Regions from separate parts of the Homo sapiens genome. Here regions 2 and 3 are each linked to region 1. A link is a contact called in ENCODE Hi-C data. All regions are on one chromosome and are shown on one strand. Each heading gives the region's core, a stretch centred on a gene start or an enhancer-like site at or near the end of the contact. The rest is flanking DNA. Distances are from core to core; before and after follow the strand shown. Region 1 overlaps ZNF827 (zinc finger protein 827). Region 2 has its middle 89 kb from the start of LINC01095. Region 3 has its middle 70 kb from the start of LINC01095.

Region 1 (3,024 bases), core at 469-2,968:
GGGAGCTACCAAGCAGTCTTTAAATCAAGGAACTTTGCTTTCCTGAGCAAACAGAGAAAGATTCTTCCTGATGGGAACAGTTGCTGGGTTTTGTGTTTCTAATTCTTGCAACAAAAGGTACAAGATATTTTTCTTTTTGATGTCTTATTAATCGACCTCAGAGCATCATCAGGCCTGTGGACAGTACTCATTTAAACTTCAACCTGAGGTTTTAAAAAAATATTCCATTAATTGGAGTTTAGGAATGTCAAATTTCAAAGAGCAATTAAAACAGAGCCAGCTTGCCTCACACTGGGTTTATTTTATTTATTTATTTATTTATTTATTTATTTATTTATTTATTTATTTATTTATTTGAGACAGTCTCACTCTGTTTCCCAGGCTGGAGTGCAGTGGCCCAGTTTTGGCTCACTGCAGCCTCCACTTTGCAGGCTCAAGCCATCCTCCCACCTCAGCCTCCCGAGTAGCTGGAACTACAGGTATATGCCACCATCCTCTGCTAATTTTTGTATTTTTTGTAAAGACAGGGTTTCGCCATGTTGCCCAGGCTGGTCTCAAACTCCTGAGCTCAAGCGATCTGCCTGCCTCGGCCTTCCAAAGTGCTGGGATTACAGGGGTGAGCCACCGTGATTCGCTCACACTGGGTTTATATAGTTTTAGGGAGAGGAACCTCGTTCTAATAGAACAGAAGAGTGGTATGTATTAGTCTTGTGTCTGTATATAAGTATACAGAGAGAAAATGAGAGTAGGAAGATGGACTGCAGATTGTATTGGGAAATGGCTTTCGGGGGATGGAAAGGCTATTTTGTATATTAAGTTTGATGCCCAAATAGAAGATGTGAACTCCCATGGAATCCATCCTGCCCCCTCCTACATCTAACCTTTAAGCTATTTAGTGTATGTGCTTGTGTCTGTGGGTCTAAACACTGATGAAATTGGACAGATTAGTAGACCTTGAAAGACAGCAGACTAAACATAAAAAAATATTCATTTTAATTTGCTGCCATAGGATTCTTGAAGTGTTATAGGTTAAGTCCCCTAGAGATGGAGATTCTCGTGGAAGTGCTTTATTGAGGGAATGCTCTCAGAGGAACCTGCAAGGAGGTGATGGGGGCAGAAGACGGAGGAAAGAGAAGGAGAAGGAGCTGAGAGGAAGGATGTGGTTTTAGCTGGTTTCTAACTAACTTCAGCTGCATCCCCCAGGAAGGTTCACTAGCTTCAAGTAATCCCCTGCAGGGGATGTATAACCTCCCATGTTAGGGGGTTCCAATGGGGACAGCGGTTCTCACTTATAGTTATCAGGCAACACTTACGCAAACTCCGGGGTAGGTGCATTCGTGCCAGAGGGAGGATCTGGGCAGGACCCCACTAGCATGATCTATGGAGGTTTCTGAGGGCTCTTTAAGATTACATAATATTTATACAACAAAAAGATGTGCTGCAAGACCATATTATTTTATGCTCTTTAGGTGTTCTCTAGGAAGAGGTAAGAGGAGGCCCCAAGTTGGCCCCATACAAAGATTTTAATGTGCCTCAAGCCTAAACTGCCTTGGCTGGAGCTGAAGCATGATTATAGGATAGAAGAGAAAAAAAATTTTTTTAACCATTTGGCAAAAATGATGCAATCCTTAAATTCTCCTCTTTCTGGGAGATTATGAGTAAGAGGAAATCCGAATTAGATCTTTTGCCCAAAGCAAAGGAAGAGGTTCTTCCTGTGAGCTCCCGGCATGATATGGTGTTTAGAAATCAGTGTTAAAGAATTCTTGGCTTATAGTTCTACAAAGTCCTCGGTGTGGTTTTTTTTTTTTTCCTTTGAGTAGAGGCAGCTTACTTGATTAGCCTATCCATAAATAGATCTCTTTTTTACCTCTCGCCTTATTACTTCAGGTGGAATAGAATAAAATTTTTATGCCAAGAAATCCTCTTTAACCTGAGTTAACTGATATCAGGAACAGAAAAAAAAATGCCAATTTTCTTTCTTCTTTCCTGACTCCTGTTTTAGAAGGAACTCTTACTCTGCAGGTACAAGATCAGTGTGTGGATTATGCTTTAAGGTGTGATTTGTAATACATTTCAAAAAGATTTACATCAAACCTCTGAATTTCTGTATCTTCAGATTTTTAAGTACTAATGGAGTGTTTATTTAGTAATCATATCTTCTGTGTTTGATTTCCTAGAAGAAACTGATCATTCAGAAGGACGGTTCATGATTGGAATCAAGTTCAGAATTTTTCGCACTTTGAGAATAGCTAGGTATATTTAAGGTAGTTTCGTTTGTAAAGGGCAGGCCTGAGCACAGCACTGAGATCAAACCTTCCCTTGCCTTTCTCATGCTGATGAATGCCTACGCTCCTCCACTCCTTGCCATCTCCTGATCCTAGGATCTGGATATCCAAGGACATGAGGTAGGGAGAAGAGACACAAAACTGAAGAAAGGAGCTGACTCTATCCCTGCCTCTTATAAACCCACAGCTTCCCTCACAATTGTTTATCGTTATTTATCTCGATGCTCATTTCAACCACAAGACTAAGGAAAAGTGTAGCAGCCCAAGAGGAAACACTCTGTAGCTTGGCATTCCAATATGTGCTTGCCAGTGAGTCATGGGAGTGCTGATGCCCGTGTCCTGCACCAAGAGAACACGAAGTCCACGGATGTGTGCTGTTAACTCTCCATCCCGTATGGGTTGGTGACTGCACTTTCCTCACCATCAAATCCTCCCTCCTCACACCTGTCCAGTGGCAGCTCTGCCCCTTGTTGATACCTCTGTTATACGAAAGGTAGATAAGGAGAGTGAAAATAATGGGAGACAGTATTCTTTGCTGGCAATTTTTTTAAAGGGGTTTAGGTGAAGCTAAAGGTTGAAACTAATAACTACCAAGTTTCTGGATCACTGGATCTCTACCTCATTTTTAAAAACTCTTATAATGGAAAATTTCAAACATATACAGAAGTATCTGTCATCCAATCCAACAATCATCAATTAATGATTTATGATGTTTTATCTATCTCCCTCCTCTACTTCC
Region 2 (2,717 bases), core at 28-2,527, 190 kb before region 1:
TTATCCCAGCACCATTTTTTGAAAAGGGTGTCCTTTCCCCACTTTATGTTTTTGTTTGCTTTGTCAAAGATCAGTTGACTGGAAGTATTTGGGTTTATTTCTGGGTTCTCTATTCTGTTCCATTGGTCTATGTGCCTGTTTTTATACAAGTACCATACTGTTTTGGTGATGATGGCCTTACAGTATAGTTTGAAATCAGGTAGTGTGATGCCTCCAAATTTGTTCTTTTTGCTTAGTCTTGCTTTGGCTAAGCGAGCTCTTTTTTGGTTCCAGATGAATTTTATAATTGTTTTTTCTAATTCTGTGAAGAATGATGGTGGTATTCTGATGGGGATTCTATTGAATTTGTAGATTGCTTTTGGCAGTGTGGTCATTTTCACAATATTGACTCTATCCACCCATGAGCATGGGAAGTGTTTTCATTTGTTTTTGTCATCTATGATTTCTTTCAGCAATGTTTTGTAGTTTTCCTTGTAGAGGTCTTTTGACTCCTTTGTCAGGTACATTCCTAAGTTTTTTTTTTTTTTTTTCTTGCTATTGTAAAGGGAGTTGAGTTCTTGATTTGATTCTCTGCTTGGTTGCTGTTGTTGTATAGAAGAGCTACTGATTTGTGTACATTAATCTTGTATCCAGAAACTTGGCTGAATTCTTTTATCAGTTCTATGAAGGAATCCTTAGGGGTTTCAAGGTAAACAATCATATCATCAGCAAACAGTGACAGTTTGACTTTCTCTTTACAGATTTGGATGCCCTTTATTTCTTTGTCTTGTCTCATTGCTCTTGTTAGGACTTCCAGTACCTACGTTGAAGAGGAGTGTGAGAGTGGCCATCCTTGTCTTGTTCCAGTTCTCAGAGGAAATGCTTTCAACTTTTCCCCATTCAGTATTATGTTGACTATGGGTTTGTCATAGATGGCTTTTATTACATTAAGGTATGTCCCTTGTATGCCAATTTTGCTGAGAGTTTTAATCATAAAGGTTGCTGGATTTTGTCAAATGCTTTTTCTGCATCTGTTGAGATGTTCATGTGATTTTTGTTTTTAATTCTCTTTACATGGTGTATCACATTTATTGACTTGCGTATGTTAAACCATCCCTGCATCCCTGGTATGAAACCCACTTGATCATGATTCCCAGGTCACTGGAGTTGTGTACCAAGGAGGATTATGCCTGCCTCTGCTAAGTCATGCAGGTTGTCAGGGAAGTGGGGAAAACCCAGCAGTCACTGGCCTCACCCAGATCCCATGCAAATTGAAGGGCCGGTCTCACTCTCACTGTGACCTCAACAGCAGCCGGGAGTCTGTTTCCAGGTCAGGGCAAGACGGACTTGGAAATTTGCCCAAGGCTATCTGCTTCCCAGCTGCGAGAGAAAAGGGCTTTAGTTCTCTCCCACCTGTGAAGTCTGCACACCGGATTCACACCCTCCCTTGAGTTCTGGCCAGGAGGCTTCTTGCCCTGTTCAAACTTACAAAGTTCAGCTAGAGAATTCCTTCTCCCCATGGAGTTTTACCCTCTGCTCCTCTAGCCACCCTCCCAGTGGATCCCTATGGTACCAGAGAGGAATGGGCTGCTTGGAGACCCAGAGAGCTCCCAGGGCCTTGCTGCTTCTTCTACCCCTGCATTTTGCTGGGCTCTCTAACTTGACTCAGCTCCAGTTAAGTTGGAAACTTCTCCCACAAACAGACCTTCAGCTTCTCCAGTGGGGGTGTGTGTTCAGGAGAGGAGGGTCTTCCTTTTCCACTTCCGCAGTTGGGGCACTCACAGTATTTGGGGTGTCTCTTAGGTCCTGCGGGAGCAGTCTGCTTCCTTCAGAGGGTTTGTGGGTCCTCTTGGGATTGCAGGTTTATTCTTGCAGTTGATCTGGAGCTAAAATTCACAATGCACGCCTCCACATGCTGCTCTGTTCAGAGCTGCAATCTAGTCCTCTCAGTGAAGGATTTTTCTGACTGCATTCTGAGATCTAGCCTCCTGGCCGGGGCAGCAGGAGGCGGGGTATAGAAAGGCCTGGGAGTCAAGAGCCAGGCTTGCTCTCTTAGTCCTTCCAATCACCACGATGTGACCCGGGCCAACTCTTCCGGTATCCCTGGGCTTCAGTTCCCTCCTCTGTAAAGAGAAGGGTCTTAATTAAGGTCCCTTCCAGTCCTACAAAAGGAAGTTGTAGATCTGTAGTTTCAAAGCTTCTTTCACGATTATGATTTGTGATCAGCTTTGAGGGAAGTAGTGCTAGTGGGTAAACATCAAAGTGTAAGCTTGTTTGCCCAGTTCTAAGCTAGCACCATCACTGACCACAGAGAAAATCACTTCAATGCTCTTAGTTTCCTGATCTGTAAATGCAAACCTTGTTTTCAGATCTGTTGTAAAAATTATGTGAAATAATTAATAAAAATAAAAGTGTATAGATTACAACATACCACAGGCAGGCCAGGCACAGTGGTGCATACCTGTAATCCCAGCACTTTGAGAGGCTGAGGCAGCTGGATCACTTGAGCTCAGGAGCTTGAGACCAGCCTGGCCAACACGGTGGAACCCATCTCTACTAAAAATACAAAAATTAGCCAGGCATAGTGACAGGCACCTGTAGTCCCAGCTACTGAGGAGGCTGAGGCAAAGAATCGCTTGAACTTGAGAGGCAGAGGTGGCAGTCAGCTGAGATTGTGCCATTGCACTCCAGCCTGGGCAACAGAGATTCCGTCTCAAAAATATACATACACATATATA
Region 3 (2,767 bases), core at 13-2,512, 210 kb before region 1:
TTGTGACTTGTTCCACATATTCTTCTATTTTCAGTCATTTTTGGAGATTGCAGCCAGCTACAACTCTGAAATGTCAGTAACAGAGCAAACTAAGGGTGGGCATGAGAGGATCTGCTGAGAGCAAGGAATGAACATGGTAGTCACTAATGATACACTGCCCATGTTCCCCGGCTCACCTGTTAGCTCCCCGGCAGCTTGCAAACATGTCTATACACACTGCCATCTTCCTACCACGAGTGCCATAACTCTCTGCTTCTCTGCTGAGGCCCTTCTCAGCTCACAGTGCGAGTAGCCTGCAAGTGCTAAGGGCATAATGCCTCCAAGGTCAACTTTAATCAACGAGGTTCAAGAGTCAGAAGAGTGAATTCCTTCTGAGATACATTCTTTCTGGTTTCTCAGAGGCTCCCCAGAGGAAGTAGGCCCCAGTTGCTTAGGAAAAATGGAACCTACTTATTAAGGCACCCCCTTTTTACTTTTCTCCTTTCTTTCTCTCCCTTTCCCCACTCCATTCCGTGAAGTTCCTGGGATCACCAAATAAACTATCTGTAATCAAATCTTTATCTCACTCTGCATTCTGGGGAACCCAAACAAAGATGGTAAGTTTGCCTATCTACATTTATGTCTTATTTGCTACAAGTATTACTGGTAATTTTCTTGACAAAAGTAATATGATATCTGCTGATAGGCCAAAATAATACATATTTATAGTGATAACTGCAGCAAAAATGTGAAAACCAATTTTAAAAAGTTATTTTCACTAGTTTAAGAAAAATGAAGAAATTGAACTTTTAAAAAATGCAGTAATACCTCCTAACACATTATGAAGAGGAATATTTTCATAACTGTAGAAATGGTTGGTAAGGCTGTCAACTATCCAAGGATTATATTGAAATAGCTGTCATTGGCCAACTACTATGACTAATGAAATCAACATTTTCACCATGCAGGCAAAATAAACGTCATGAGTCAAATTTAAGAGGTATTTCTTTTTTTCTTTAAAAGTTGTTGAACTATCCAGGTTACTCAACCCTCAGTTTTTCATTTTACAACAGAGTTTTCACATACACAAATACACATACACACACATTTGCATTCAGACATATTCAGACATACATGCACACATCTTTTAGCATTTTAAATATTTTCAAAGTGTAGCTCTACAGACTCATGCATTTTAACTTTGGTAATGCATGCAGTATTCCCTTTGGAATGCAGCTTATGAAGAAATCCACGCTGGGGGCAAGTATATAGTAATTCTTTCTTTATCTCCTGCATATATTAGGAAACCCTCCAGGAGGGTTATTACTAAGACAAATTTAGAAAGACCTCCACATTCACAGAGACAAAAATATCAGCGGCATCCTGAAAAAGCCAATGAGTGATCAAAAATCAGAAATAAACAAGCTTTGCTCATTTTAAGCCATATAAATATTTGTTGAATAAATCCTGTTTTGTTTTCACTTTTGATGGGATGTTAGTTTGTGAAATCAAATGATACCCAGATTCTTTCTTCCCATAGGTTTATAAATACCCAAATATGGCATATTTGACTCCATATACAGGCTTTGTTGAACATGGATTGTTTTTGTCTACCTTTCTCCATTTCAATCACATGGTTCTAGTGTGAACTTCTAATTATGGACCCCTGATCTCTCTGTTCCAGTCAAAGGGCAGGAATGTGGTTAATTACCATGCATCATGCACTGTCTTTAGTGATTATTCTAAGAGGCTATGAAAGGTAAACCAATCAGAGGCCTTCACCAGGATTCTGAAGTGGAGCTCCACAAGGAAGAAGAGCTTTCTTTGTTAATGATGATGTCTGGAAGCAGCCATGTAACTCCACCCCATGGAGACAGCTGGTATAGAAGAATGAAGCCAAATTGTAGGGACAGGTGATACCAAGTGTAAGGTCCTCAGTTCTAGAGTTGGAGAATCCCACTGCCCAACTCTGTGCACCCTGTCTTCTGGGGTTTGGTTGTTCCCTTCACAAGCTTTCTGGGAGCACCTATTGTATCTCTCCCCGTATTCCTCCATGGAGCTCAAAGTAAGCCACCTTGGGTTTCCACTGTTTACAACCAAGAGCTCTGATATATGTGCTGCATTTACTTTTGCTGTTTTATCAAATACTTACAAACTCAACTGCTTAATTAGGCAAAGCATTCTATTGCTTTTCCTTTTTGATATCTCAGTAATTGATTTCTAAGGAAGAGAGGGCATCTTGCTGGGATTGTTTTCACCTATTGCTCTTTTGCCCAGCCTCACCCAGCTCAGATATTGACTAAAGCCGTTCAACTCAGCTGGTCTGGCTACAGAGTACAGGGGTAGGTGCGCACCATGGCTCAGGTGCAATAACGACTGTAGCTTCCCAAATTGTAATGTCAGGTTACCAATGTCGAGACGAATTGGGATTGCCTAAGTGATTCCCTGGGTACACTCACCTTTTTACCCAATGATAAAAACGAGAGATCTCAACAAAATAGCTCTTATCTATTATGCTGCAGACTGACAATTCTTTTTTTTGTTTGTTTGTTTTTTTGAAGACAGAGTCTCACTCTGTTGCCCAGGCTGTAGTGCAGTGGTGCAATCTCCACTCACTGCAACCTCAGCCTCCTGGGCTCAAGTGATTCTCCCACCTCAGCCTCCCGAGTAGCTGGAACTGCAGGCACGCACCGCCAGGCCCAGCTTATTTTTGTTTTTCGTATTTTCTGTAAGATGGGGTTTCACTACATTGCCGAGGCTGGTCTTGAACTCCTGGGCTCAAGCGATC

Evidence for each region. A loop is a pair of places that touch in the nucleus more often than their neighbours do. Pooled maps may share reads with other maps.
Region 2: a loop to region 1 is called in a pooled map, with 2.5 times the contacts of the local background. The contact joins two enhancer-like sites. A Hi-C loop is called at or near these places in 1 of 168 maps with a recorded cell type or tissue (naive thymus-derived CD4-positive, alpha-beta T cell), 1 of 37 single-sample maps with no recorded cell type and 8 of 50 pooled maps.
Region 3: a loop to region 1 is called in a pooled map, with 1.8 times the contacts of the local background. The contact joins two enhancer-like sites. A Hi-C loop is called at or near these places in 1 of 168 maps with a recorded cell type or tissue (naive thymus-derived CD4-positive, alpha-beta T cell), 1 of 37 single-sample maps with no recorded cell type and 7 of 50 pooled maps.

The regions. Positions count from the first base shown.
Region 1 is chr4:145,842,010-145,845,033 of GRCh38, reverse strand. The region is part of intron 7 of ZNF827 (zinc finger protein 827); the gene reads left to right. Among named protein-coding and RNA genes, the nearest start is that of ZNF827, 95 kb to the left of the region's middle. Within about 2 kb of position 1,718, at least 4 of the 41 ENCODE cell types and tissues checked have a DNase peak (open chromatin) inside an H3K27ac peak, as active enhancers do.
Region 2 is chr4:146,031,956-146,034,672 of GRCh38, reverse strand. No RefSeq gene overlaps it. Among named protein-coding and RNA genes, the nearest start is that of LINC01095, 89 kb to the left of the region's middle. RefSeq lists an enhancer at 1,844-1,893. Within about 2 kb of position 1,277, at least 5 of the 41 ENCODE cell types and tissues checked have a DNase peak (open chromatin) inside an H3K27ac peak, as active enhancers do.
Region 3 is chr4:146,050,391-146,053,157 of GRCh38, reverse strand. No RefSeq gene overlaps it. Among named protein-coding and RNA genes, the nearest start is that of LINC01095, 70 kb to the left of the region's middle. Within about 2 kb of position 1,262, at least 2 of the 41 ENCODE cell types and tissues checked have a DNase peak (open chromatin) inside an H3K27ac peak, as active enhancers do.